Linked DNA regions of Mus musculus: all the other regions are linked to region 3. Evidence: chromatin loops called from intact Hi-C (ENCODE). Cell type or tissue: left cerebral cortex. All regions are shown on one strand. Region 1 overlaps Dnah17 (dynein, axonemal, heavy chain 17). Region 2 overlaps Cyth1 (cytohesin 1). Region 3 overlaps Cyth1 (cytohesin 1).

Region 1 (8,000 bases), 140 kb before region 3:
CCCTTCCTCAGTACCTGTGCTAGCCTCTGCTCTTGCCTCCTCCTGACCCCTCAGCCCCACCCCTTTCCCACCACTGAACGCCCCGCCCCTTCAGAGGCTCTTCAAGGTTCAGCAGCCTCCTGTGGAGGGTCACAGGGCCATGCTTGACACCCCGCTCACTCGCTCACACGCACACACCCCACGCTTTCTCCCTGTACCGAGCACGGAAAAGTGGGAGGGGGGAAAGCTTTGACCAAAGCCCCATCACCCTCTCGGAGCTTGTCCTCCCACGAGGGGAGAGACACGATGCGATACCCGTGTAGAAATGTGTATACAGGAGGTGGGTGGGAAAAGCACAAAGAGAAAGAAAGAGGGGCCGGGGTGCCACCTCCCTCAGGGAGCAGGGGAGCGGGGCCTGCTCTTTGCTTCCAGTCAGGAGGTGCTTACATGGTCGACACCCCAGCCCCCTCTTTCCCTGGCCCAGTTCTCAGTTTTCTCATGAGGCAAACCCAATGGAGCCTCAACCAGAAGAAGCCTCTATCCCCGAACCGGTGGACAGGGGCCCGCCCTTCACTCCCTGTGGAGTGCTCTACAGGAGGCTGTCAGTGTAGCAGGGCTCAGCTTCGGGGTCCCTTCTTGAGGTGAGAGGGGCCTCTACTTGGGCTTCTGGGTCAGCCTCAGCTCCCTCTTCCTGCCTGGTGGTACAGGTGTTCTGCGCTCTGAGTGCACCAGCAAGGGCTCCATCAGCCCTTTTGCAGTGATCAGGACCAGACCAGAACCCGCACAGGTCTCAGGGAGCCTGCTCAGGGACGTGGCGGGGTCTCAGAGCCCCACTGCAGGTAACGCTCCACACCCCACCGCACCGCACCAACCATCTTTCCACTCCCTGGTCGCCGGGTTGATAATGCCAAACAGCTCATCACAGGTGACAGCCTTCGGGTCCAGGTCCACCGCCACGGGCTTCCTCTTCAGGTTCTGGTAGGTCTTGTTGAGGGATTTGAGGACCTGCGGGTGAGGAGCATCCACTGGCTCAATGTCCTGTATGGGGACGGTCTGCACGGGGCAGCCCTCTGTGCAGCTCTGGACGGTTTTCACTCAGAGAGACTGATTTTAAGGACACCTGAGGATATTTTGTGTGTGTGTGTGTGTGTACATGTGTGCACAAATTTCTTTTTAAGACGCCATGCACAGTTTCCCTTGTGACTTGCCATTTTCTTAGACACTGTCCTGCAGCCCAGCTGACTTAGAACTTTCTATGTAGGTCAGGCTGGCCTTGAACTCACAGATCACAGAGATCCACCTGCTTCTGCCTCCTGAGCGCCAGAATTAAGGTGTGCACCACCACACCCAGTTTCTCTATCCCCTAGTTCTTGTGTTTTAGGGAATGGGTTTCATAAGAGGGTAAGGATCCTGCCTGAGGGCGTTCAGACAGACACTTGGCTGGCTTCCTATTGCTAGCACTGGTGATGTTGGCTGCTACCCCCAGGTGTTCACCATGGCTCCAGGCCTTGCTGGGGAACAGGAGTGTGTGAGTGGCAGGCCTCCGGGAGGCAGGTGATGTGTGCGTGCGTGCGTGCGTGTGTGTGTGTGTGTGTGTGTGTGTGTGTGTTACCGACTAGTGCTGGTGACGTGCCTGCGATTTGCCGCTGCCCGCGTTCCCAATGACGAAGACCGAGTGTCGGACTTGAAGCAGCTCTTCCAGCTGGACGACTTTCAGCACAAAGCTGTCTTCTGCCTGAAGCTTGAGCTCCACGATGCTCTGTTTGATGATCTGGGAGACACAGTAGTGGCAGGGTTAAGAGGGCACGGGAAGGCAACCTTTTCTGTGGCTGAGCTGCCAAGCTGTGCCCCTAATCTCACCCAGAACTCACACGGCCCTGGAACCCCGACTCCAGATCTCTGTGGCCATCAGTTCTGAAGCCTGGGGCTGGCTGGGGAGCAGGAAGCAACTTTCTTCCCCCCTGCCCCCGATTCTTGCAGCACTCAAGGGCAAGTTTCTCAGGATGGATACGGAGGTGTACGTCGGGGAGGGGAGAGAATTACCTTCTCAAAATTCAGGTCTCGCTTCCGGGGCACGTCCAGAGCTGGGAAGAGGTCGCCGATCAGCCCCATGAACACGGGCAGGTCATCAGTCACGATCTTGGGGATGTTGAAGTCTCTCAGGGCCCTCATGAGCACCTGGTCCTCTGCCCGGGTGGGGTCTCCCCTCTTCAAGGAGCCGGCTACCACCAGCACAGACTTGATGGCCCGAAGGCCCCAGTCATAATGGTCCTGCGGGGAGTGGGAACTCGGATGTGAACTTGTCGTCTGACTGTGGTCATCTGGCACTGTCAGGCTCAGAGTTCATCTCGGGGCTAGGGAGGGGCAGAGACATAAGTATGGATCACCACCCCCCGCCCCCCCCCCGCCCCCAGCCGAGGTTGGACCAAGAGCCCTAGGGGCTGGGAGAACACACCACACCTGCTTAGAGAGCAGCTCTTTGCACAGGGTGTAGAGGGTGATGAACTTCCGGGCCAGGAGGCGAGCATCCAGGAAGCCCTCGGCCACAAGCATGATCTCACAAATCAACTCGAAGTCAGGGACCACCATGGCACAGGGCCTGAGAGGTGACCGAGCAGCTGTCTCTCCCGCTTTCACCTCCCTGGCTCCTCATCAGCCAGCCGCCCCTCTTCCCCTGGGCCACGTGTCCCTGCCAGTCAACCTTCAGGGTACATGAAGCCGGGTTCCAGCCTCCCCCATCCATCCACACACCCAGCTCAGGAAGCTCCAGGCCCCACGCCTGCTCCGACTCCTCTGAGACTCCTTAAGCAGAATAGCCAGTGTCTCGGCTGTGGACCGCGCCCCCCTCCCCCACTTGGGGAGCCCCAGGACCTGCCTGCTGTCCTGTTACCCCTACTCCATCTTGGGAGCTGCTAGCCTTGGGGTCTTCCACCTCCTCCACTAACTCCTCAGCCTGGGACACTGCCGGATCCCTCCTCTGTCACCTGAATAGGGCCTTCAAGTTCTCCGGCAGCTCCGTGCGCCCTGCGTAGCCAGGATTCATGGTGATAAAGATGCCCACGGTGGGGACAAGGCTTATTATCTCTCCCAGGAAGTTAAACTTCTTTTTCTTGGCCCGAATTGCATCTTGGACACACTTTACCTAGACAGTTGGTACACACACACACATTAAAATGTAACCATTTGTGTGTGCAAATGTGTGCACATATGTGTGGGTATGAACATATGCGAAATCCAGACAGCAACAGTGTCTTCCTCTATTGCTCTACACTTTTTTGAGACAGGGTCTCTCGTTGAATTCGGAACTCACCAACTGACTGGCTGGTCAGAGCGCCCCAGGGATCCTTCTGTCTCCCCCTCCACGGTGCTGGAATTACACATCTGGCATCTGGCTTTGTGTTTTGAAACAGGCCCTCACTATGTAGTCCTGGCTGGTCTTGAGTTCACAGAGACTCATCTGCCCCTGCCTTCTGAGTTCTGGGATTAAAGACCTGGCAGCATCTGGCTCCCCCCCCCTTAAGGAAAAGATTTATGTGTGTGCTTGTGTCTGTATGCCCGTGTGTTTGGCTGCCTGATGAGGCCACAGAGGCTGCGGAATCCCCTGGAGCTGGGAGCCACCTGGCATGGGTGTCAGGAAGCAAACTCAGGTCCTCAGAAAGAAACTGGTGCCCTTAACCCCAAAGCCATCTCTCCAGTGCCCACATCTGGCTTTTTATTTGGGTTTTAGGAGCTGAGCTCAGGCCGGTGGGTTTGTGTGGTAAGCATTTTATTGGCTGGGTTGTCGGCCCACCCCCAAGCCCCCGCGCCAGTTACAGAGTGTGGTGGCTGTGAATTAGCAGTGGCCTTCACTCTGTCATTGCCCTTGACTTCTGCCCTCCACCGCTGTGATCTTGTTGTTCGTGGTGTTATACAGCCGACCTCAGCTGGGCTTTTGTCTCAGGAGTGTCCTCTGGCCGTGACCCTGGCTAAATTCTGTCAACTCTCTGACAAGAACCCATAAGAGTCCTATTAGTAGCCACTCTGCATCCAAGAGTCTCTGGGGCCATCTCCTGCTTACCAGGACGGAGAAATCTGGTCTCTGCTTGGGATTTTAGAGGAACCAAAGGAAGGTAGCGGCAAACTGTAAGATCACCACTGGGGGGCGCTCCAGGCTCGTGACTGAAATCTCTCAGCCATGGGATTTTTTTTTTCCCCCTAGCCCAAATCTTGCTCGCCTGGACTTGGTAGGTGACTCTGGGTGATGCTGGGTTTTCCGCCCAGTCTCTAGCCCACAGGGCTCACACCTGGGCAGGACTAGAGGGCAAGAATTTGGGAGCATCTCCTGCTGCTAGGACCTTCCTAGCATTTTGGTCCCTGTTCTTTTGTGTCCACAAATATTCAGATCATCAAACAGGTGCCGTGGAACATCCTAGGGTTCGTCCCATGACTTGGGAGTGAATACTGAGTCAGAGAGTCAGAGGTGTGTGACTGACCCTGGGAGGATAGGGTGGAGGCGTGGCTATCACCTTGGCAAACTCAGTTGGCCCTTCTCAGATTGGGGAGTGGGAGGGGGGCTGATGAGAGCTCTAGAGGTGAGGTTTCCCCAGCCTGTGGGTCCTCTCACCCCTGTATCTCCTCACCACCTGGGTGTTCAGGAGCCCTGCCCTCACCCCCACCCCTACTGGTTTTTCCTACTGAAATTCTAGCAAGAGTAGCAGCTGTTTCTGCTACAATGTTGCTTCCGCTACAATGTACTGACTTAGCTCTGGGTGAACAGGTCGGTAAGGGACAGCAGATTGAGAACTGGTCACCTCAACCTTTCTTAGACTCTCTTTGGTGGTCACTTCTATGCTAGGAACATCACTGCGCACTAGTGCTTAGGTGTGTGTACCCAGCACCCTTCCTGTGTAGCCTTGGAACTCTTGCTAACACTCCCCTGACCCGTACCATCTTCCTTTCCCCATTATCCATCATTCCTTTTTTTTACTGTCTGGGTTTGGGGCAAGCGGCTAGGCCTGGTTCGTGAGGACCTCCAAAGTCGGGCCTTGGCCTAGGGCTCTGCAGGTGGGGTCTCAAGCTGATCTGAGATTGGAGGCCAGCCTTGGAGGACCTCAGAGCCCGTTGTCTATCCAGTCTGTCGGGCACCAGGACTGCTGGGGCTCCTGTTTGAAACACAGAGCCCTGCGGGTGAGTTTAAAAGCTTGGGGTGTTGACATGGCCCCCACCCTGTACCCCCTTTGCCTTGGATTCCCCATTGCTGTTCTGTGCCGGGTTAGGGAATTCCCTGGACACACAACCACTCCTTCCCCATCCGCTCTGGCTGGTTAGTTTATACTGAGATACTGCCGTGTTCTTCAAAGCCCAGAGTGCTTCATTCTCTTCTGTCAAGTTCACCTGACTGGCCTGAGGCCACCTCTGCACAGAGCTCCAGCTTGGGGAAGGGTTTCTCCCTACATGGATTATCTAGTGAACGCCAACCGATGCATGGAGATATTGTAACTTAGTTCTTGAAGCCCACAGCTGAGTTCCAGCCGGTTGCAGGCAGCCAACTGTTCAAACCATGTTCAGATAAGGCAGAGCAGCTGTGATCAATCCAGCTGTCTGTATTCTGCACTTCCTTTCCTTGAGACTATAAATACAGCCTGCTGGGGGGTGGGTGGGGGTGGGTGTGGGTGTGGGGGTGTGGGGGTGTGGGTGTGTGGGTGTGGGTGTGGGTGTGTGTGTGTGTGGGTGGCAGGCAGAGGGAGGGTCGTTGGACATTCTGTACCATTTTGGTCTAGTTTGCTGCCAAACAGTACAATCTCAAAGCCAACTAAGGGTTATCAAATATTCTCTCTCTCCCCTTCTCTGTCTTACAAAACAAAGTCTTAATCTATAGTCCTGACTAACCTAGAGGTTGTTCTATAGACCAGGCTGGCCTTGAACTTGTGGCAATCCTCCTGGGTTCATATCACAAAGTGGCAGGAGTTATAGGCATGAGCTACCACACCCAAAGTAGCTCTCTACGTTAGCATCCCCAGGCCGAATCAGTTATACCTCCCTGTATGGGACCCTTACTGTCCCCTCTGTGTGTAAGGGCCCCTGGGAGCCAGGGCAGGGCATCTGAGGCCTCACTGTGTCACCTCCCTGCCCAGTGCTTGGCTGTTGGGGTGGTCAGACAGGAGGGTCTCTGGTGACTGAGATGCCAGGAAAACTGGGCACAACTCCGGGTCCCCCACTGACCCAGAGACTAAGCAGAAGGGCCCTACCTGTACAGCAATCACAGACAAGACCTCCACCGAGATCCGGTTAAACTCATCAAAGCAACCCCAGGCTCCCGTCTGTGCCAGGCCCTTGTAGATGTTTCCACAGGACTACAAAGGGAAAGTCAGATCAGAGAGAGGGAGTGGCCCCCAGAGGCCTGCAGGAAGCAGGTGTCTGGAGACAGCGCCCTTGTACACCTGACCCGCAGGGTCCCAGCGTTTTTTCTAAGCGAACATCAAGTTAAGAAATCCCCCAATCCCTACCCCTGTCTTCTCATTTTATGCACATGGAGGAAGGGATCCTCTGAGGTGGGCTGGGGCTCCAGGAAGATCTTTTCGTGTGACTATGCCATTTTGTCCCCTGCAGGGTCAGCAACACACCCATGGAGTTCACACAGAAGTCCTTCTAGGATCAATAGACTTCACTTTTCTAGGGCCCCTGAGGGGGACACGCTGGTATGACCTTCAGTCAGCAGGGGTCTTGGCCACTGTCCTCAGTCTCAGGATGGGACCACTAGGCTGTGGGGCTCGTCCAACGGGAGGGCGCCCCAACTCCTCCCTTTTATGCTGGGACTGTTACTGTCAGAGTCCCTCCCCTCCTGTTTAGTCCTCTGAGAAGACATGACCCTGCAGCTGATGGACCTGTCCTTGTCCCCTTCAGAGTTCACCCGGTGGCCACTACTTTCACCCTAACCCCACACTGAACGCCAATCAGGTACTCCTACCTGTGTGTGTGTCTCTATTCATAGGGGACAGTCATGGAACTGCCGGGACCTCTACCTCCACAAGTGCTAGTGGGTACTCTGGGTGTACATGCTCTTGGGTGGGGACCCGCAGCCCTGGCCACATACCTTGTAGTCCATCTGCTCTGAGCAGTTGAAGACATACACCATGGTGCCCAGGGCTCTGCCCAGGTCCTTGGTTGTCTCCGTCTTGCCCGTGCCAGCAGGGCCTGCAGGGGCTCCGCCCATGATCAGGTGGAGGGACTGCGTGAGCGTGATGTAGCACCTACAGAGGACCTTGATTGACCTGGGGCACTGTGACCCTGTGACCCACACCCCACTGTGCTCTGCTCGGCTTACTGTGGGGCCGCTGTACTCACTTGGGCCCAGAGACCAAAGTCAGAGCTGGTGTGTATGTGTGCATGTGTGTGTGTGGGTGGGGGGGGGTGGTCACTGTGCTGAGGGACAGGGGTGGGTGCAAGACATGGCCCTCCTGTGGGTTTGGGGGACGGACTCTGGGGACTCGTCAGACACATGCTGAGGGTGTCTTGGGCAGCCTCTGGGCTGAGTGGTTTTATTATCTTGTAATTGATTCAGTCCCTGCACACTCATGAGGGCTCCTGTAGCTCTCTCCCTGTTCTGCAGACCTCAGGGAGGTGAAGCCACTCCTTGGGGACACAGCCAGTGAAGGACCAAGAGCTCAGCCTAAAGCAGGGCTCCTGCCTGGCCCCCAAGACCTGAAGTCTGCATGTAGATCTGTGACCTGGCCCCAAGTTATTTCTGATTGGTAAATAAAGATGCCAACAGCCAATAGCTGGGTAGAAGAGACATAGGTGGGGTTTAGGTTTTCCAGGTTTGGGGGTCAGAGTAGATGAATAGGAGGAGGAGGAGGGAGGGAGAGGGAGGGGGAGGGAGGAGGAGGAAGAGGAGGAGGAGGCGGCAGCGGCTGAGGCCACTATGGGTTAGGTGAACCATAAAAAAGGTGGCCCTGAGGGCTGACCAATTGGAGTTAAGAACAGCCCAGATGAAACATTACTATGTAACAACTCAGGGTTATCCATAGGAAAGTAGATTCTAA
Region 2 (8,000 bases), 54 kb before region 3:
AAAATTTAAGCCACGGGGAGGTAAGTAAATGTCGTGAAATGTCAAGGAACAAGATGCAGAGGCCTGGATTAAAGGAGACAAGAACAGTGTCTCTGCTGGGGCTGATCCTGCCCATGCCTGCATCCTGTCTGGCAGGACACGGGTTCTGACGCTGAGTGCACACCACCTTTGATCTTCACGCTGTCAGCTCTGATGGAAGTCACAGCTCAGTGGTCTGTCTCTGTGAGCTCTCCCCGGATGTGAGCTGAATGCCTGGGACCTAAAGGGATGCTGCTCACTGGCTCAGAGCCTCAGTGCTGCTCATTGGCTCAGAGCCTCAGAGGTTTCATCCGCGGTTCCTGGATCTGATGATCCTGATACGGTGAGGCGGAGCATCACGGCAGCAGGACCATGTGGAGGAGGCCGCTCACCTCATGGCACACAGGAGGCAGAGAGAGGACAAGACAGTCTCAGGAACTAGGTCCTCTGTGGCCTACTTCCTCAAGGACTCACCTCTCAAAGACTCTAGAACCTTTCAAAATAGCCTTCCAAGCCCCAGTACCTCCATGAGCTCCCCAGGAATGCTTTATAAGCAAACCTCAGAGCCAGGTTAGGAAACACTAGAGAAAAGGCAGGCAGGGCAAAGCCTACTTCTCACCCAACGTTGGGACATTAAACACTGTTCACTGAGCCTGCCTCTACAACCAGCAGCAGGTGACCCTGTTTCAGCCTGAGTCTTAGAGGGATAAGAGCTGAATTCACAGCAGCATCTCATACTTCTAAACATTAACTGCCATGTGGTAGGGAGCAAACTTCCTAAGTTCAAGTTGTGGACATCCTTCCTCCTTCCTTGACAAGGTCTCCCTGTGTAGCCCTGGCTGTCCTGGAACTCAGAGACATCAGCCTGCCTCTGCCTCCCTAGCACTGGGATTAAAGGTATACACCACTACTCCTCGCTGGATCATCTCACTATTAAATTTTGCTCTCCAAACATGAGATTTTTGTTTAGGTCTTCTATGGTGCTTTTCAATGTTTTATAAGTATATGTATCTCTTGCACTTTGAAAACACGTAAGTACTCTATTCTTTCTGGCAATAAATAGAATTGTTTTCTTTTTTTAAAGTTTTATTTGTGTGTGTGTGTGTTATTTAGTCTACATGTGTGCCTGTGCACGTGTCTGTACAGTGACCCTAAAGGCCAGAAGAAGCTGTTGGGACATCTGGAACTGGGGTTACTGGTGGTTGTAAGCCACCATGTGGATATTGGCAACCTAAACCGGGTCCTTTGAAACTTTCAGAGTACCCAGTGATTGTAACCACTGAACCACCCACCCCCCAGCCCCTAAGTTGTCTCCTTGACCTCCTGTTCTATGTTGTTCATCAATGATGTACTAAGAACAGCTGATTCTCAGGCCTGGGTGAAGCTCAGCTGGTAGAGTGCTTATCTCGCATGCAGGAAACCTTGGGGGCAAGCCCTAGCACACTGCATAAACTGGGCATGGTACATACCTGTAATCCCAGCACTCGAGGGAGGCAGAGGCAGACCAAATGTTCAGGGCCATCTTCAGCTGCACAAGGAGCTTAAGGCCAGCTTGAGAGACGTGAGATACTGTCTCCAAAAATCAGTCAATGAAAAAAGAAGGAAGCAAGAAAAGCACAGAGGCCAACTTCTGCTCCATTAACTGTGTGCCCAGCAACCTTCCGTTTCCTGGTCCTGCTCAGTTGCCTCACAAGGATATGTAGTGCCACACTGCAGGAGGCTGCTCGCGTGGACAATTTTTGCTCCTTGAGGCTGAGTTTCTTCCTCAGAAAGAGAGGTAAGGGTTAAGCCCCTCTTTCCTTGTTATGCCATCCGTGGCAGAAAATAGCCCCTACCCAACCCCTGGTTTTAATCACAGCCCCACTGAGTTTGGGGCACACCCATGCCACGGGATGCTCCAGCCCCCAGTCCCAGGCTTGACAAGAGATGACCCCACAGCAGAGCAGAACATGAAGTGATGTGGGCAGATTTGGAGTTTATTTGCTGCAGTTCCTTGGAGCTAGTTTACAAGGCAAAAACAAAACAATAATAATAATAATAATATTTTTAAAAACCCTGTCAACAAGTTTCAGTCATTTCTTTGTATTTTGACAAATATTTTTTAAACAAATACAAAATAATCTAAAAGGAGAAAAACTATGTGTGGATTATTTACACCTCTGATAAATAGACTGACACTGAGCCAGGTGCTGGCCTGCCCAGGACACACCTGTGAGAACCGGTGTGAAGGGAGGGCTCTGCACTTGCCTGACTCCCCACACAACCTGGGCAGGCATTGACTGGTTCTGCGGCAGGAGGCTCAGGTTTCCAGCCTGGACCCTTAGCAGTCACTGTCACCTTCACACTCGAGTGTCAAGCACCTGAAGCCTCTTGAGGCCGGATCCTGCTGTATCCCCAGGAGGGGCGAGTGCCGCCCCCTACACCCACCCTTCTCTGCAAAGCTATTTCCAGAGATGTTGACCTCCTTCTGAGATCAGAGAGGCTGAGCTCACACAGCCCAGCGGGGACCCATGGCTCCTCCACCTGCCTGGAGGCAGCATTCTGCCACCAAGGCCTTGGCCACGTGGAGGAGTGTGCCAAGACACCGCCTGCCACCTGCTCTGCCTAGACTGGCATGCTAGCCCTGGCCAAGGAACAGGAGCTGCCCTTGAGAGTCCCTGAGAGAACGGCAGGAGATGCTGCGTTTCATGGCTCCCTTCTCACTGAGTTAGGAGGCCAGGGTTCACTCACATGTGTGCTGTGGTATGCCATGCCATAGAGGGCAGGGGACAAAAAGGCCACCTTACCCTTGCCTGACTGCACTGCAACCTGCTGAGAAAGGCCCCTGCTCCTGGAGGCTACCACAGAGTGCACCAGAATAGTCCAGAATAGGGGCGGCTTTTGAGGCAGAAAAGGCTGAAGCCCCAAGGGGATCAGGTAAGACCTGCTCCTTCCTCTAGAACGAGGAGTGGAGCTCTTGGGGAGGAGAAAGAAAAACCAGCTATGAAACAGTCGCCACCCAGCACCATGGGTGAGCTCCTCACAGTTTTGGTTATTAGGAAAATGCAGACTTTCCACTTTAAAGAGCAGTGGGCCTGGGCACTGAGGGCCAGCAAGGGATTAACCACCTTCACTCTGTCCCCCAGGCACTGGGTGGGAGCTGCCCATACTGCCTGCCTGCTGCCCTGCTGGGGCCCTGAGGCCTCCTGTGTCTGCTAGGCCCTGCCAGCAGTCCTGCTTCTGCCCGTCTTGCCCACACAGTCATGAGGCAGCGGCCCCTGGAGTGCCCGCAGCCCCTGGGGTGCCCGCAGCCCCAGGGCCCCCCTTTTTAGGGGAAGCAGGGCACAGGAGGGCAGAGTACAGTGCTACGTTCACTTTTGCTTTAAAAAAAACAAAAATAAATCTTTATAGTGCGTGGCTTCTCTTCCTTTCCCCCTCTCTCCTTAGTACACAGAGTACATCCTTACAGGCATTCTCGGAGCAGAGGCGAAGGCCCTTGGCCAGGAACACTGAGAGGTAAAGAGCGAGCTCCCTGTGGTGCCTCAGCCCTGCTGAGCTGAGGCTGTGAACCAGCTGCTGGCAGCTGCTGGCTCTGAGAGCGACTCCAGAGCCATGAGGGCAGCCGCAGTCTCCAGCCTATCCCTCGCCGCCCACCCTTCTCCCACTTAGAAAACTGCAAAAGCTGAAGCAAGTCTCTAGGAGCGGAACGGCAGGAACTGGCAGAGAAGCCCTCTGCTCTCCTCTGCTTGGCTCCACAGCGCCCTCAGGGGAGGCAGGAGAAAGGGCCACAGCCTCATGGGCTGGCCATGCCCTGGTGCCCCCTCAGTGTCTCTTTGTGGAGGAGACCTTCTTTTTCCGTGCTGCAAGCATCTCGTAGAAAGGGTCTCTGCTGATGGCAGCCCTGGAGCACAGAGAAGGAGAGAGCAGGCATGAGGGCAGGTCAGCCGGTGCCACCCCAGGAGTCTGTGCTGCCAGCTTTCACCAGGAACACCCACCCTCACTCTGTCTACAGGACAGCTTCAGGTGACACATGGGGACATGTAACAAAGTAACTGGGGTTTCTGCCTTCTTCCCACTAACACGACTTAACACTTGAGAGTAGAACCACTGTGTGTTCCTCAGCTGTGACTGTCTTCCGCAGCCCTGAGTGCTGTACTGTAACACATGCCACAAGTCATTCCACACATGGTGTTCAAGAGGCTGCCGTGGACTGCACAGGGACTTCTGGGAGCCTACGGCTGCTGCTGGGGCCCTGCTGCCTCTCCAGCCTGGTGAGGGAGGGTGCACTTGCCTGCACTAGACAGTGGCTGTGGGTAGGGTCACAGAGCTGCCGCTTGGTCTTCTAGGGAAGCAGGACTTGGGTTTGGTTATTTCTGGTGGGCCACTGTGACCTGGAGCCTCCACAGCACATACTTTCAAGTCTTCTCTTCTTTCTCTCTTTCTCCTCCCCACTCTTTCTTTATGTGTGTGTCTGTGTGTGGGGGAGGGGCAGGGGGTGCTGTCTGAGCTGTAGTCATAGTCTTTGCCCCAGATCTGCTGAGCAACCTGAGTCTCACCACCACAAGGACTCAGTTTGCAGAGGAGCAAGGCTAGTCAGGTTATTCATTTCGGGGGTAGGTGATTCTCCCGTGGCTTTTGGGTGTGGCCAGCCCTTTCTGGTAGGGTGCTTGTCCTTGTACAGCAGTACTCATAGGGCCTAGATGAAAATATGCCGTGCCATGATTAACTCCTGTTAACATTTCTGGAACTGGAAACTACAGCTCTCTACACCTGTCGGGCAGACTCATGGCTGACAGTGAGCATCCCTGGCCTTCCGAGTGTCTGCTTGCAGCCTGAGCTCTGTGGACCCAGTGTGAAGACAGACTTCCTCAGGCCGCTGGGAACCCGAGAAGGAGCAGCTACCACGGGAAGGTGTGTCTGGGCCTCTGCGACACCCTGACATATACTTCCCACTTCTCATCTCAACCTGGAGCACAGGAGAGGCATCAATATCCATGCTGAGCACAGCATTCCATGGGTCACCATACAGGCCGGAGCCTAGCCTACCACTCCATGCTTAGCCTTGCTGTATCTCAGTTCCTCATCTATGGTATGGGGCTTGCCACCCTCTGGGCTACCCCACTGGAATGGGCATGTAGGGTTTCTTCCAGCATTCGCACATCCTCCACAGAAGCTGAGGTCTAGCATCCACAAGGACTTTAAAGAACACTCCATTTTTCTGACTATAGCAGCAAAAACTTAAATGAGACGCAAAATGTACAAAACTAGCCAAAATTCTTTGGAAAGAGCATTGAGGGAAGGAGCCTTTGCCAAAGCGCATTCTACTAACAGAAACAGTGTGTGTTCACATGGGAAACAGCAGTCTACACCGGGCAGCCTAGGGCCATGCAGAATGTGGTATCGTCCAGGGAAGCCCTGGGAGTCAGTGTCAGACAGACAGACAGCTACCACACTGAGACAACAGTTCCAACTCTCACGCTAGACCACTAGCAAGAATCAACTCCTAACAACTGACATGCAGGGCACGGGACATGCACTGTACTCTCTGTTCCCTGGTCTCAGGTCTTTCCCAGACACACAGCTAATGCTCAGATGACTGGCTGTTCTGAGCCCCCTCCTTGTATGTGATTCGTGGCAAAGAGCCAGCCTGGCCCCTATCTGTGGATTAGGATGGGTGCAATGGCTGTCACGTGGGAGAGATACCTAGCTGAAGGCAGCGTGTTTGAGCCATCAGCCTAGGCATTCTAACTTAGTCCTCAGAATAGCTCTTGTAGTTTGGAATTAAGAGAGAAGGGCAGTGTGCCGCAAGACCGCAAGACTCCACTGGTGACCTGAGTCCACACCCCACCCAGCTGCTTCCTTTCTCTAGGAATTTTGATCAGCATCTTTACAGAGTCAAGCATCAACTCTTCCCAACTGGTACACTGTCACCACATCCAGAACTTACTTACTTTCTGCCTAATCTTGACCAAAATACTACACTAAATCAGACTCTCATGTCTGAGAGCACTGAGATAGCCTGTGGCCTGATGGCGCGCCCTCCTCACTTCCTAGGTCATCGAAGCCCAGATAACAAGGAAAGCTCTCTGAGGAAAACACCTGACGGCCACAGTACCAGGACTGTGATTAGGTATACATTACTGGGAGAAATAATTGCCAAGAGGGTGGAGAAGCCAGAGTGCTCAATGGCTGTCTTCCTGGGGATAGGAGAAAGATGCCTGTCAGCCCAGGCTTCACATGAATCCTAGGGAACAAGGCTGACGAAGCTACCAATGGGCTTTGCAAAGCCTGTTTCCAGTTACATGCCACCCTGGGCAGGCCTGTCCCTGAGGTAAACCTCACCCATGGGACTGTGATTAATGGTGGACTTTAAGTGGCTCCCTTCACTCAGGCGCCTGTGTTCTCACAGCATATGGGAGGGGCTGGAGCTCTGCTTTACGGCCTTGCATCAAGGCTCTGGAACCTTTCATAACTCTCAAAACCTGTGGGCCTCAGTTTCTGTGTCTCAAACTGGAGAATGGTCTCACTGGATGAGAGGTCTAATAAAGCCCAGTGCTCGTCACACTGAGCTGCCACAGGAAGAGATGCCTCTCACAATGGGGGTGAGTGGCACTCATCCCCGCTCTGGGTCTTTGACTGTCTGGGTACCTAGGCTAGAGACAGGGCTTACTAATTTTCCAACAGGCAGGAATCCAAAGGCCTGCTGGGAAGCAAGCTGGGAACCTCCCTGCAGCCTTTCAGGGCTGGCAGGACAGGAAGTGCAGCGGAGAGGACCTCATGAGGTGAGTGGGTAAGCGGCTTGCCTGGGAGGGAGCCACCTACTTGATGCATTTGATCCAGTCTTCCTTCTCTTCCGGAGTTGGGGCTGAGATGCGGTACACAGTGTGGTTCCCTTCCACCACTCGCCCGTCCGCCTCTGTCTTACAGGCCTTAATCACCTGGTCTTTATTGTCAGGGATATAAAGCTCAAAGCAGTTCTGAGGAGAACACGAGAAAGTGGCAGTAAGATTTCAGGAAGCTGCTGATCAAAGAAAATGTTATTCATTTCCCAAAAGACTCTTTGTCTTTACTCTCGAGAGAGATGTGTCAGAGAGCACTTTCAGAGCATGCACTTTCTGAGACCACCGGACATAAGGCAGCTAGTAAAGTGCTTGCTATAGAAGGCCGAGGAGCTGAGTTTGATCCTGAATCGACAAAGCCAGGCGTAGACCGAGTGTGGTGATGCACACCTTTAATCCTGGCACTCGAGAGGCTGAGTCAGGTAGATCTCAGTTCAAGGCCATCCTGGTCTACAAACTCAGTTCTAGGACAGCCAGGGCTACATAGAGAAACCCTGACTTGAAAACCAAAACTAAACAAACAAACATATAAATAAAAATAAATATATAATAGCAAGCCAGGTGTGGCATACACATAGACTTGCAATGCCAACAATGGGAGGAGGAAGCTGTGAGCCTGCTGGGACTCTAGGGCTGGCCAGCCAGGCCAGCAGAAAAACCCAGTTCCCAGTAAGATACACTGTTGGTGTGTGTGTGTGCATGTATGTAAATGTGGGCAAACACATGCCATGACAAGTGTGGTGGTCAGAAGACAAGCAAAGTCACCCTCCATCTTATATGAGGCAGATCTCTTGATCTGGCTGTTATGTTTATCAGGCTATTCGGCCTACAAGCTTCCAGGGACTCTCTTTTTAAGGATTTGTTTTTTAAAAAGCCAAAAAAAGAAGCAAGGCATGGTGGTACATGCTTTTAATCCCAGATTCAAGGAGGCAGAGGCACGAAGATTTATGAGTTTGAAGCCAGCCTTATCTACAGAGAGAGTTCTAGGACAGCCAGGACTGCAGTCTCAAAAAACAAAATTACATACATATTCACTGTGTGTGTGTGTGTGTCTTGTATGTGTGCATGTGTGTGTGTAATGCAGTGTACTGTATGGGGATGGAATGAAGAGGACTAAGTTCCAGTGTCAGCCCTTGTCTTCTACCTTGTTTGAGATGGGCCTCC
Region 3 (8,000 bases):
CTGTATCAATGCACTCAGCTGCATTCAAAACCCGTCTAGTGATCCAAACCCCATCTCTACCTCTGGCATTAGATCTGATTCCCAGATGATCTTGACTCGGGAAGGACAGGTCACTCCTGTTTCTTATCTCCTGGCAGTGGGACAGTACGTGTCTGGATTCCTAGAGTTTGATGTGTCCAGCCCGGTCCACAATGAACTGCACTGACGGGTGGGGACATTCCCAGGACTGATCTCTGCACTGGCCTCACTGCCATCAAGGCTGCCTTTCCAGAAGCACGAGAGCACTTCTGTTCATGAGCTACTGTCCACACCTTGGGGGTTGTTTTCCTACTGACTGCCATCCTTCCTACTGGTTTGTAGAACTGAACAGACTATTTAAAACATGTAATGCAATCTGCAACTTATTTTTAACTCCAATTCTACCTTCGGTTTTACACATCTTTTTAAAAAACAATCAAACCTATAATCTTTCCTTTCTACCATTTCCCCCAATAATGGTCCCTGAGCACAGTGGATGTGGACTGCAGAGACATCAAGGACTAAAAGGACATAGTGTTTCCCCTGTGTGGGCTGAGGCAGACTCTGGGCCACTCTTGGACATGTGCTCTGGGGGTCTGAAGAGTATGGGACTCAGTGGGGAGCTAGAAGGACTATAAGGAGGGGGTTAGAGGGCAGAGGCCTTTGGAGGGCTGTTGGAGGCCTTGGGCTGTTTCAAGGACAGCAGTTTCTGTTCTGGGTGAGATGAATGTCCACGTTCTAGGCAGATCAGAGACACCTGTCTTCCTTTGTGACATACCACCCTGGGTGCGGGTAACCAGGGCAGATGCCATATGACCTGAGAAGCTGCTATGAGAGATGGGCAGCTAAGCAATAAAAGGCTCAAATACCTACTCTATTTATGTCTAAGGTAGTGCCAGGGCCTACTGATGCACTTCAAATGAGGCATGAAGAGTCAAGGCCTGAGAAGGTTAAAAATATGAACTCCATCTTCTGAGCACAGGCCACAGGTTGGCCCCACAGCTTCTGCTCCCCAGTCCTTTCCCTCGACCCCCATGAACCCTTACACCCCCACTTCTCAGGATCTCACAGCTTTATCCCTTGGGTACCTTTGATTCATATCCTCTGCAAATCAGGACTTCACAGCCCTGTCCTCCAGTCCCCGACTACAGCTCCTCAAAGCCCTGTCCATCAGTCCCTGGCTTTGGGCCTTCACAAATCTCACCTCCATAATTCAATAAACCATTCTTAGTATAATTCTCAAAAAAGTGATCAAGGGCTAGAGAGATGGTTCAGTGGTTAAGAGCACTGGCTGTTCTTCCAGAGGTCATGAGTTCAATTCCCAGCAACCACATGATGCTCACAACCATCTGTAATGGGATCTGATGCCCTCTTCTGGTGTGTCAGCAACATGCTCATGTATAAGAAAGAAAGAAAGAAAGAAAGAAAGAAAGAAAGAAAGAAAGAAAGGAAGAAAGGAAGAATCATAGTAGCTCATACAGCAGCCCTACTGGGCTAATCACGAGACTTCATGGCAATCCAGGGGACAGGCCTGAGTCCTAGCTTCTGTGAGCCCAAGCTGAAAAGCTGCCCTACAAACTGGAATGCAACAAACCCCCCTGACCATGTCACAATGCCTTCTGCTTGATTTCTGCTTCCTAAAGCTAGCGCAGCACTAACTCTGTTAACTAAAACAGGAATAAAGAAACCTGTTATAAGTCCCAAAGTACCATGTTTGACTCAGAGAAGAGTAACTAGATAATTATCATCCTTACTAGGCAAGGCATGTGGTGTACCCCAGTAATCCCAACACTCAGGATCCTGGGGTGGGGGAATCACGAGCTAGAGGCCCACCTGAACTATAGAGCAAGAGCATCCGTCTCAAAGGCTAAACATCAACATCCAGGGTCCTAGGCACAGGCCTGTAATCGTAACTACTTAAAAGGCTGAGGCAGAGGGCTACAAATTCAAGTCTAACTCCCATGCTACAAAGCATATTCAAGGCCAGGCTAAGCAACTTATCAGGACTCTACCTAAGCAGGACGTAGATCAGTGAAAGAACATTCATTCCTCTTGCTTTAGCTTACAAATTGGGGCTAAGAACTTGAAAGCTGGCAATATTAAGAGTTCCAGCATCCTAGCTGACTGTGGTAGTGCACATCTTCAATCCCAGCACTCAGGAGGCAGAGTCAAGTAGATCTCTATGAGTTCAAGGCCAGCCCAGTCTACACAGTGAGTTCTGAGGAATTAAGGCTGCATATTGAGACATTGCCTCAAAAGCAAATAAACTAAACTAAAATAAAATAAAATAAAATAAACAAAACCAAAAAATCCCTAGTTTACAGCATCTAGTTAACATAAACAGGACTATGCAGAACACTGGAATATATAAGCATCTCGCACACTAGGCACATCCATAGCCAGTGCCAAATGGAGTCTCCTAGAAAGGTCACGATGCACTTACCTGAATGGGAACTGCTAGGAAGTTCCCATGGACATTTGAAATAACAAAAGCAGACCAGGCTCAGAACAGTGCTTCAGATACTGTGGAGCGTCATAGGAGCTGAGGGAGACCCAACCAAGCGGAAGAAGACATACGCATATTCAAATCACATGTCATGCTGTTCCTCTGTGATTTTGTTTTTAAAATAAATTTTATTGTGCATATTTAAGGTGTACAACATAATGTTCTGGAAGACATGCAGGGCAAATTAGCACACCTGTCATGTCTGTACTTACTCTTGTGTTCCATGGCAGGAACACCGGCTTTACTCTTCCTCCATGGCCCCCAGCACAGCACACTGCTTAGCTGACGGGTCCAGACACATAAACATATTTAATCCTTTACTCCCACCCACCAGTAATGGGTAAGGTGAGAACATACAAAGATGGCTGACTTGCCATGACACTGGATGACATGACTATTTCTATGATATTCTGTGCTTCACTACCATGCTTACTCTCCAACTCTAGAGCACTTCCTGCCTGGTTCAGATGTTATAGCTTAGCTTTTCCACATGTCTACCCACCAAGTAAAATTACACATATATTTTTGATGAAACCACTACTTAGCATTTAAAAATGAATAAATGAGTTGGAGAGATGGCTCAGCCATTAAGGGCTAAGCTCACAACCAAAAATAAAAATAAATAAATATTGCCTATGGAATATGCTACAAATGAAATTAGCACAGTGGCACTAAGGGTCACTTTTTCCTGTCTTATGTCTGTCACTGATTAATTGTCAAATTCTACCACAGCATAAAACAGTACCAACAGGGTCAAGTGTACCAAGCACTGTGTTCAAAGGTGCCTTCCAGAGAAGAAGACTCCAGGACAGAGGAGGAGATATTGCTGAGACCCTAAAGCCTGCTCCTGTCCCCTTGACAAGCCTCTCTGGCACCTGGACACCCATGGGGTTCTCATGGCTGGCCAGAACAAGCGTGCATGAGGTAGAATTATAACACTTTTATTATCAAAATGAAGAGTCAACATTAACAAGTTGTCAAAACAAACACAGCCTAATGCATGCCTTTGACAATGTTATATGTTGCCTGTCCCGTCCCCCCACCCCCCCTTCTTCAGGTTCTTACTTGTCTAGGCTGGCTTTGAACTTGCAACCGAGGAAGTTCAATTCCTAAGTGTTAGGATTACAAGGGTGTGTCACCATGATATCTCTTGTCTTATTTTATTTTTTCTAAGAAGGGAAACTGACATTTGCAGGAAAAATGAAGACACAGAAAAGGTATAATGTTGTAAAACCAACAAAGATTGATCTTATTCCTTTGTTAAGAAAATCTAGTATCAGTGCCATCAAGTGTCCCAGAGTGAGCACGGTATGGCTCAGGTTCCCTGCCACAATGCTCTCAGAGAAGACCCACTGTCCTCCTGGAGTGCAGTGGTGTCTTAGCATTGAGAAGTCTCACAGCTAAAGCGACTCTCTGGAGGCAATGACATAAGGCCCAGTCGACCTCAGCCCAGAGCTGTTAGAATGTACATCTTGCATCTTCATTGACATGTTACTGATGCCAGGGAGACACTTTCCTCCACGGCAGAGAACACACAGTATGATCCACAGGGAGGAATGATAAAGCTAATGCTGAATCAATCTTCACAGCACACTTCAATGTGGCTACTGTAGCACCTTTAAATATCTTTTGAGTGAAGAGAACAAAAAATTTACTTTAATTAATTAACGAAAAAGTTTAAAAAATAAACTTAAAAAAAAAAAAAAACCCGCTTGTATCCGGAGACTGGTCTATGCTGCCCTCTGCTGGCTAAATGAATACACTGTTGCTCGCCATGGCTGTTAAGTTACCTTTGAAAGTGTGTTTGGTGCAACCCTAATGTAGGAAATACATTTTGTGATTATGTGGCAACTTTCAGCTTCACTCTCCCTTAGGGTTTTTCTTCCCTCTTGATGCTTTGAGACTGGAACTCACTTTGTAGTCTTGGATTGTCTCACATTCATTATGTAGACCTCTGCCTTCCAATGCTGGCACAGGCTTACACCACTATGCCAGCATCCCTCTGTCCAGCAAGCCTTCCCTTGCCCAGGGTAACTACAGTCAAGTGTGTACTGAATGCTCCGCTCAGATTTGGCCAACACTGCGGAACCTTTATGAGCCATTCTGTCTGGCACTTTGTCCCCAAGTGTTAAGTATGGGGTTTACTGAAGGACACAGGGTGGCAGCTGGAACAGATGACCACAAAGCAGCTAAGAACGGAGTTCTGAGGCTGAAGAACTCCAAGCTCAGAGGAAGAATAAAAAAAAATTCCCCCGTGGGAATAGTGGAGAAATTGGAGAAGGAAAGAAAAATGCCTTTTGAGAAAACCAAGAACTTGGTGGCATCGTCTGGCATTTACTTTAGAGGTGACCTAGAAATAACAAATGCTACACAGAAGTCACCATCTCAAAAGATATAACCTTTGGGGTGAGGAAGCCCCATCTGAGATGGAGGACAGTTTCAGACAGAGCTGCGCAGCACAGGAGTCCCCTCAAGAGCCAGCACGCCTGGCTCCTACTCCCACTCTCCTCGTTACTCCACTCTTTGAAAACAACTGTGTGCCCAGTCACACCAAAGCTCATTCTCTTCCCAGGCAAGGAACCTACTCCAGAGAGTGGACTACAAGAAGCAGGGATGGAGAAAAGGCAAACAGGAGTCCTATCAGGAAACTGATCCATCACACTGCCGGATGGTCTGGCAAGATCTGTTAGCTAAGAGACCAGAGCCTTCAGTCTTGAGAATCCACCCAGTGAAATTTAAATACATGGATGAGTTCGCAAAGTAATAGAGAGATATTTCTGCAGGACTACTTGATCTCTCTGAGCTATTTGACTGAGGCAGAATAGGCATTCTCTAGTCATCTCATCCTCACCATCATCATCTCTAATTCAAGATGAAGTATGCTTAGGGGTGAAGGAGGTGACAGCCATCTGCCCTGGCCCTTCTTTGAGCACCCTCCCACCTTGCTCTCCTCTGCACCTCACCCCTCCCACATACTCCCCCTGTACCTCACCCCTCCCACCATGCTCTCTCTTGTACCTCATCCCATGGTACCACATAGGAACAGTTTGCCTAAACTCTGAAACTCCTAAATGGCAGCTCCTTGCTACCAAAGCTTCACAGGCTAGCAGTGGTGGCCTTTAATTCCAGTACTCGGGCAAAGACGGGTGGATCTCTGTGAGTTTGAGGTCAGCCTGGTCTACAAAGCAAGCCCAGGACAGCCAGGGCTACACAGAGAAACCCTGTCTCAAAACAAAACAAAAAAAAACAAAAACAAAAACAAAAAACCCACAAAACAACAACAGCAGCAGCAACAATAAAACAAACCTTCATGGACAACAAGAAGTTTTCTGAGATGTGAAATGCCAGTCCAAAACAGACAAAAAACCAAAAAACCAACCTGCTATTAAATAAAGCAGACATTGCATAAGCAGCCTGAGTTGTCTTATAAACAATACTCACTGACAGCATGCCTTCCTGCTCTTCCTTCCTCCTGGTTGAAACTGCATAGGAATGTGTGATGACTGTACTTCTGTGGAAGCAGGGCAAGCACAGTGGATAAAACACAGAAGTAACAATCTGGGGCCCACTCACAGCCCAACAGGAAACCTCCATCCAGCCTTGACAATGGTCTCCAGGCCATTTTCTCTGAGTTCACCAAACACCCACATGGCTGCCCTGTGGGGAGGGTGGTATGCAGCAGACTAACAGCACGTTCTATGAGGTGTCATGGCACGAGGCTGTACCTCAGGCTCTAACCAAGGGTGCGTTCCACAGAGACTGTGTTTGAACAGAGAGCATTCTCCACCATCCGTCTGCTGCCAGGACCCGTGGGAATTGTGAGGTATTCAGAGCTGAGTTCCAGTTAACGGAAACAGCTCTTTAGTGTTCTCTGAACATTTCTGAATGGGCAGAAGAGGCGATGAGGTTTCCATGAACCATCTTATGTGACTACTGCCAGGAACTGTGAATGCAATGAGCTTACTCAGATGGTACACCTTCCATGTAAATGCCTTCTGCTCAAACCTCAGAATACCTCACCTATTTCATTTCTAAAAATGTAAATATTGTTCTTTGTCATCCTTTGTTAAGACAGGCTGTCTGTAATGCAGATGAGCCTCACCTCCCTACGTAACTGAGGATGACTTTGAACTCCTGACTCTCCTCTACCACCCACATGCTAGGACTACAGGCGCACACCACCAGAGGTTCCCACTACATTTAACTGGCAAGTCTCTTCAGTCACTTTCAGCCCACGGCGGTCCCTCAGCAGTCACTCCAGGTTTCAGGGCTTGACACCTGAGCAGCAGCTCATCAGTCCCTCAGCCTCCATCTGTCAGCTTCGGACTACACGGAGGTCACGCGATTAGATAAGAATAACACGTAAAATGAGGTCGCCTCTGGGTCAGAGGTATGTGGAGGCAACCAATCTTTTTGTCAGCATCGATGACCCTGAACACTGGATGAAGGAGAGTAAGGCGGGCTTCTGTGAGGCTACCTGTAACCGCACTCCAACCCCTAGACTAGTGTCTCACTGGGGGACTCCTGCTCCTCAGCATCTGCTTCTGAGTGGTAATCCCACTGCCAGTGTCCTCACGGTGGCTCAGCATTTCTAAACTCCACTGCTTTCTGCCATCACAGGATCTTCCAGGCTGGCTCATTTCGTGATTTGTCACATCAGGCCATGGCATCACTATCTTGCCAAGGACTGTGGAACCTTTTGAATGTAGATGGTATTTGGAAACCAAGACCAGGGTTCTTGGGTGCACTGAATGAACAGCTGTAGCTGTGAAGCTGCTCCAACACCTGCAGGAAGAGGCACTCACCACTCTCTCTCCGTCCCACTGGGTGACCCCAGGGGTGCCAAGCACACACGCGCCATGCTCTGTTGGCTGAGTTCTCATTGCTGGTGGTAGATGCTCTACATGGAGCCCGGACAGTGATCCTCTGGATCTATGTGCTACTCCACTGCCACTCTTAACTTTCTTCGTCAGGGCTTTTGCTCCACAAAGTTCATCTATCTATAGTCTAGTCTGTCAAACTAGTCTTTATGACTTCTGGGTTTAAAGGAGGGTGACTTAGGAGTTAGTGTTCCCAATAAAACTAAAATTATCACCAAATTTATGTCTGTCTGTCTGTCTGTCTGTCTTTAATCTAAACTCATTCATCTGCAGTTGATTAAAATATAAAACAACAAATGGATCTAAATTTCTCTCTGAATGGATAGTTAACTGTCATCAACATCTGTAGAAATGTCACCAGGATCCAAAACTCCCAGGAGCCAGCTGCCTGGGCCTGGGCTGGACAGAAGTCACCTGCTCTCTCCAGATGAGAATTTTCTCATCTAGAAAACATATTTTTATTCTTCACAGGTATGTGGTCCATGCCTGTAATTCTAGCTAAGGTAGGAGTGTCCTGAATTTGAGGACCTGGGCTATGTAGAGAAGGTTTGTGAAGCAAGAAAAGGAAGAAGAGGGAAGAAGGAGGGAGGAAGGGA

The links. Peaks named below come from ENCODE experiments on the same cell type or tissue, not always from the same donor. Only the 100,000 strongest peaks of a DNase experiment are listed, where the experiment ranks them.
Region 1: it touches region 3 in a loop (5-fold over the local background); 12 of 42 quality-filtered maps call a loop at or near these places.
Region 2: it touches region 3 in a loop (2.3-fold over the local background); 5 of 42 quality-filtered maps call a loop at or near these places.

Annotation. Positions count from the first base shown.
Region 1 is chr11:118,079,862-118,087,861 of GRCm38, forward strand. It overlaps Dnah17 (dynein, axonemal, heavy chain 17), which reads right to left. Exons shown (of 81, transcript NM_001167746.1): 36 at 7,052-7,208; 37 at 6,207-6,311; 38 at 2,964-3,121; 39 at 2,440-2,578; 40 at 2,023-2,250; 41 at 1,613-1,750; 42 at 852-984. Among named protein-coding and RNA genes, the nearest start is that of Dnah17, 45 kb to the right of the region's middle. In left cerebral cortex, a CTCF peak has its summit at 4,120 (motif pointing right); a DNase peak (open chromatin) is centred at 4,114.
Region 2 is chr11:118,162,197-118,170,196 of GRCm38, forward strand. It overlaps Cyth1 (cytohesin 1), which reads right to left. Exons shown (of 14, transcript NM_011180.4): 13 at 6,820-6,974; 14 at 1,974-3,898. The coding sequence ends at 3,820. Among named protein-coding and RNA genes, the nearest start is that of Gm38514, 28 kb to the left of the region's middle. In left cerebral cortex, a CTCF peak has its summit at 3,761; DNase peaks (open chromatin) are centred at 331 and 3,683.
Region 3 is chr11:118,216,498-118,224,497 of GRCm38, forward strand. The region is part of intron 1 of Cyth1 (cytohesin 1); the gene reads right to left. Among named protein-coding and RNA genes, the nearest start is that of Cyth1, 28 kb to the right of the region's middle. In left cerebral cortex, a CTCF peak has its summit at 4,272 (motif pointing left); DNase peaks (open chromatin) are centred at 4,294 and 5,043; H3K27ac peaks cover 507 bases.